Regions from separate parts of the Homo sapiens genome. Here region 2 is linked to region 1. A link is an interaction called in ENCODE POLR2A ChIA-PET data of the cell type or tissue named here. Cell type or tissue: Panc1. All regions are shown on one strand. Each heading gives the region's core, and the rest is flanking DNA. Links, peaks and the distances in the headings are about the cores only.

Region 1 (2,906 bases), core at 103-2,602:
CACTGGCTTCCTTCAGGGCCATTTGGGGACTGGGACTATAAGTTGTGCAGCAAAGATGTATGGATCTAACCTGAGCTTTTCTGCTTGAATAACTCCCCTTAACCACCTCCTCGGGGCTGAAATTCAGGCATCTGGTAAAAACAGAGTATTGTTCAGGAAATGACCAACAGTCTCAGGAAGGGCCAACGGGGGTTGCAGCAAAGCAGAAATCAATGGAAAACACAGGCTGGGGATAAGCTCCAGCCTGGAAGTGAGGAGATGGGAGATCCAGACCTGGCACTGCCACTCAGTGGCTTTGTGACTCCATTTCTCCATCTGTAAAAGAGGAGGTTGGGCCTGCTAATCTCTGAGATTCCATCCAGGGCAGGCACAAGCATCTTTTGATTCTAGAGCAGATTTTCACGGAGAGTTGTTTAAAGAAACAATGACATAAAACTAGAATCCAATTGTAAAAGCAGAAAGACAGTCCTGGAAGTTAACCATGTAGGGTGTGATTTCCATACACTCCTCCCCACCCCTGTCTGGGGACATATTCTCAGAGGCAAGCTCAGGGGACCGACAGGGAGAAGGCTCGGAGCCTGAAGAGCAGTCAGGGGAGGCTGACAGGAGAGAAGGTATTGATTGGACCTTCAAAACCAAGCCAAGGCCAAGCACAGTGGCTCACACCTGTAATCCCAGCTCTTTGGGAGGCCAAGGCAGGATGGCTTGAGGCCAGGAGTTTGAGACCAGCCTGGACAACATAGAGAGATACAGTCTCTACATTTTTAAATTAGCTGGGCATGGTGATATGCGCCTGTATCCCTAACTTCTTGGGAGGCTCAGGTAGAAGGATTGCTTAAGCCTGGGAGGTCGAGGCTGCAGTGAGCTATTATCATGCCACTGCACTCCAGCCTTGGCAACAGAGACCCTGTCTCAAACAACAACAAGAAGCCAACTAATCAGAAAGGAGCAGGACAGATGTTCCAGAAAGGGCTGTGTGGTCCCAGCAATAAGGTGGACCCAGAGTCAATTCCGAGTCACTGTAGGCTGAGTGGCCAGGCTGAGAATGCAGACGGCTGCTGAGGAGGTGGAGAGAGTGGGAGTGGGGCCTGGATGGGGGTCTGCGATTTATAAAGCACCAAAGCCATGATCTCCTGAGTGCCCCACTACCGCCTAGGAAGGAAAATATTATGCTTCCCATTTTACAGATAAGTAAAAGGGAGCCTAAAAAGGTAAGGCTGCTTGTCTGAGAACATCCAGCATGAGCTGGGGCCAGAGTTCGGTCTAAGACCTCAGTCTCCTGATCCCCAATTTGGTTATCATTTTCGCTAAATTACCATGAGGCCAGATTTGCAGGGCCTTGAATAATAAGATCAAGATTCGCAATCATAGCTTATGGGCAATCAGGAGCTGTTGAAAGTCTACAAGCAGAGAAATGACTTGAAAGCCCCAGAGTTAAGGAGGGAATGTGAAAAGCTGGCAGGGTGGCAAGAGAACGCAGGGCCTCGGTAGGAGGAACACTATTTTGAGTTTAGCAAAAGGGACCATCCAAGGCTGTCTGCAGTTTTGCCTTGGAGAGGCTGAGTTACGTGTTCTCCACTGGGCCTTCAAGTGGTCCACAGAGGGATAACCCAAGGTCTTTGGCAATTGAATTCCCAACCCGGGAATGTCACTTTAAGGACCCAACCAAAGCTCAGAGCCAAACCCCACACACCCCAGTCTTTACACCACCTAACTGGCTTACATCTATCAAAGTAATTTTTAAGGGGGAATTTTATATGAAGGTAATTACGCTCAGCTAAACTAATTTTATTAAACAATGCTGCCTTAATGACAAACAAATCTGTTATTAATATGTAACTGAGCAGCTATTTCATTCAATTTGCAGCATCGGTAATGAGCCCTGTGGTCGCAAGAGCCCAGAAGCACCCCTTTCTGAGGTAGGCAGCATGGCCCAGTGGCCAGAACCCGGGACCTGGCCCAGCCCTGCCATGGACGTGTATGATTCAGAATGGCCCTTCTCTCACCGAGCGGTTTCTCTCTATAAAATAAAGGGCTTGAACTGGAAGTATCCCAAGGGAATGCCCACTCAGCAGCTTTAGGGGCTGAGAATCTGGATGGACTTTCAGTGTTTACTGTGTGCCTCAGTTTCCTCATCTGTAAAGTGGGGATAATAATAGTGCCTATCTCATAGGGTAATTGTGAGCATTCATTGAGTTTGTAGATGTAAAGTGCTTAAGGCATTGTGCAGGTACATATGAAGTGTTATACAAACGCTTTTCATTTTCTGTTTATATTCCCAGAACCAGGAATATGGGCTAGGGGACAGCAGGGAGCTGACAGCCATGAATGGAATGAGTGAGGGCTCCTGCTTCCCCCAATTATGAACCCTCCTTGATCCTGGGTTTCCTGGGGTCCCTTCTCTCCTGCCCCCTTCTAGGAGGGTGAGAAACAACACTACAGACAGTGAAAAGAGACAGGTAATCAGATTCCAGCCCCGACCCTGTCCTCGGGTGCCGGCAGGACTGTGCCTCTGCTTCCTTAGCTCCCCATGTGGGTCATTCTCACTGCCCTGCCTACAGCGACAGCTGTCCTAGGGGACAGACAGGATCATTGAGTGGCTCTCAAACATGCAAAGTGGGTCGGGATAACCTGGAGAGTGTATAGGAAAATGCTGACCCCAGGCCCTTCCCCCAGAGGCTTGATGTCACAGATCCCTCCCTAGATCTGTGTGCTTGGGATACCCTCTTGAGAACCCTTGAACCTCTGGCAGTTCTGCCAGGAACTCCACACTGCTGCCTTTGTGGTGTGACTGTGCCTATGCTGCAGGTGAGGAAAGAGCAGTTTCAAGAAGAAAATTAGGCTGGGTGCAGTGGCTCATGCCTGTAATCCCAACACTTTGGGAGGCCAAGGCAGGTGGATCAGAT
Region 2 (2,906 bases), core at 256-2,755, 720 kb before region 1:
CCACCTCCCACGCTGGGTACCATGGAGGAGCAGAGCCGGGTGAGACCTAGGAGGCCTTCTAGAACAGGGACCAGAGGCTCCGAGAGAAGAAACGCTGTGCTTTGGAAGACAGAGTTAGCGGCCACCCTGGATTGCGCGTGAGACCTGGACAGATGGCAACTGCCATGTTGGTGCCTGTGAGCGGGAAGATGCTACCAGGGAGGCACGAGGCCTTAAACAAGCATGTGCAGTGTCAGCATTGACTCGGACCAGCCCAGGCAGGGGCGCGACGGTCCATTTGGCCTGGTTTTTGAGAAGTTTGGGGGAATTTTGTTTCAGGTTTTGGAAAGGCTTCAAATGAAGGCGTGAATGAGGAACAGGAAAGTATGGCAGGAAAATCCACCACGAGCTGGGGGCTGTCAGCTCTGGATCCAGTCCTGGTTGACCCTCCCTTGCTGAGTTACTTGATCCCATTCCCAAGCCTCTCTGTCTTCTTATTTGTGAAACGCAGAAAATAATCCCACTGCACCAACTTCCCAAGGGAGCCGTGGAAGATCCAGCACACAAAAACAATTAGTTACAAGCCCACACACAGAAGGGGGGCTATTATCGTGCATGCATGCCCACGACAGGATGCATTTGGCCTCCGAGAAGGGGCCAGGACTTGTCACGGCAAGGAAGTGTGCTTTCACAGAGGGTGTATGAACAGGTAGTATTGATGGAGCACTGCCAGGTGCCAGAGTGTGCAGAGGGAGTCTCCTCACCAGTGTAATCTTTATAACCACCCTTCAGGATGAGTTCCACTACATCCATTTCCGGGTCAACCATCAGAAACCCAGAGAGGTTAAAGGGCCTGCTGACAGTCACGCAGCTGGTCTGAGTGGAGGAGCAGGAAGTTCAGCGGAGGCCAGTCTGCTTCCGGGCCACCATCTTCCACAAAGTTCAGGCTCTAAAGGTGAGGAGATGTCTAACAGGCAGAGTCTTGGAGGGGCAGGCAAGGACCCAAACTGGAAACCAGATGCTGTAGTCAACTGGGGGCCCTAGGGAGCTGCCCACCAGATGAGACTGAGCTTCCCATCCCTACGAGGGAAGAATGGGCACCACATCTGTTAGGCCTCATGAGCTGTTGGGAGGATTAACTTGCTTTTTTTTTTTTTTTTTGAGATGGAGTCTCACTCTGTCACCCAGGCTGGAGTGCAGTGGTGCGATCTCGGCTCACTGGAACCTCTGCCTCCCGGGTTCAAGCGATTCCCCTGCCTCAGCCTCCTGAGTAGCTGGGACTACAGGTGCGTGCCACCATGCCCGGCTAATTTTTGTATTTTTAGTAGAGACGGGGTTTCACCATATTAGCCAGGGTGGTCTCAATCTCCTGACCTCGTGATCTGCCTGCCTCGGCCTCCCAAAGTGCTGAGATTACAGGCATGAGCCACCGCGCCCACCTAACTTGTATCTTAAAACTGAGTCTAAAACTATAAATTGTAATCGTCCTTATTTCAATAGCAAACCAATCACTGAAAGAGTTTAAAGGCCATTGAAATGATTTCTCTGACCCGGGCAGGGCTGTACCTTGGCCAGCCCAGGCACAGGAACCACTTTAGGATCTAAGAAAAGCACCTGCCAAGAGATGGGTCTTACAATCTTCCTCGTCAGGAGCCCACCTTCCTCCCTCTCACTGTGACTGTAACTTGCCTCTACCCTCTCTGGGACTGTGTGGTTAGGGTTTTCAGCCTGAACCTGCTCTGTCCTGGGTGGCCTCCCCCTCACACCCTCCTGAAGCCTCTCCAAACCCGCTTCCAGCAGCTCTGCCCCCAAGCAGGCAGAAACCTTATGTGTGGGCGGAGTCTGGGGAAGGGCTTGGTGGGTGAAGAGGGTTGGGGCTGCCACTGAAGCAAAGCCTCAGGGAAGGCGGAGCTTCTGTTTGATTTAAAGGAAACCTGGAAGTGTTTTCTTGAGCAGAGGAAGGGAGGAAGGGACAGGAATTCCAGGAAGCACCAGTGGTTGGAACAGAGATAGAAATGCGGGAATGAGAGAGGAAGGATGGAGAAACCAGCTTGGCCTAAAAGATCAAAGGGTGATACAGGTCATGAAAGGTCTAGAAACCACAGCTAAACTTAGACTGGCCATGGAGGCAGTGAGGAGGAGGACAAAGGCTCTTAGGCAGGTGATGTGTGGACAAAGGAACTCCTTCCTGCCTCTGTGACTGTTCTGTTATTCTGTAGAAAGTGGGGCTGAGGAGAGGCAGAGGTTCCCTTCAAACCTTCCCCAGCTCCCCCGCCTCATGCTGCAGGCTGCAGAGGCCAAGGCCACCATGTGACACTGCAGCCCCTCCTCGGGACCCCCTGGTGTGGCTTTTGTGGTCTGCCTTTCAGCAGCAACGCAGCCAGCTACATGCAGCCCACCAGAGGCCACCCCGCAGTGACCCCGTGTGAAGTGGCCTCGGCACAGAGAGGGCCTATGCAAATGAGAACGGAAAAAGTGATGTGGGTACCTGGTGGAAAAGTTTCCTTTCCCAGGCCCCCAGTGTTGGGGGTGGGCAGTGGGAGGTGGGCTGAGGCTCAAGGTTATGTCGAGCATGGCTGGGTTCAGCCCCTCTCGCCTCTCACAGAGAGAAAAGCAAGGATTTGTCTTCAGGGCCCAAATCCCAGATCTGGGCTTTCCTCCCTCAAACCAGGTGCCCTGGGCAAGTGACTTCTCCCTGAGCCCCAGTTTCCTCACCTGTAAACAGAGGAGGGTGAAAGGCCTGGCTCTCAACAGGTCCTCCTTGTGCATTTCACTGACTTCTTCACTATAACCCAGGAGACCTGACATTTACACAGAGGGGCAGGAACACGAATACTGGCAGGCCCAGGGGTGTGACATGGGACACAGCACAGGCCTGCACACAGGACTGTGGGCATGAGGCAACCTGGTATGGAGACTAAACCCAA

Evidence for each region. ChIA-PET counts read pairs that join two places held together with the same protein. Peaks named below come from ENCODE experiments on the same cell type or tissue, not always from the same donor. Only the 100,000 strongest peaks of a DNase experiment are listed, where the experiment ranks them.
Region 2: POLR2A ChIA-PET joins it to region 1 with 11 read pairs; 2 of 35 experiments call an interaction of 5 or more read pairs at or near these places.

The regions. Positions count from the first base shown.
Region 1 is chr15:69,527,450-69,530,355 of GRCh38, reverse strand. No RefSeq gene overlaps it. Among named protein-coding and RNA genes, the nearest start is that of DRAIC, 33 kb to the left of the region's middle. In Panc1, for the core only: no CTCF peak of the experiment used is centred there; no DNase peak of the experiment used is centred there.
Region 2 is chr15:70,247,725-70,250,630 of GRCh38, reverse strand. No RefSeq gene overlaps it. Among named protein-coding and RNA genes, the nearest start is that of TLE3, 150 kb to the right of the region's middle. In Panc1, for the core only: no CTCF peak of the experiment used is centred there; no DNase peak of the experiment used is centred there; H3K27ac peaks cover 392 bases.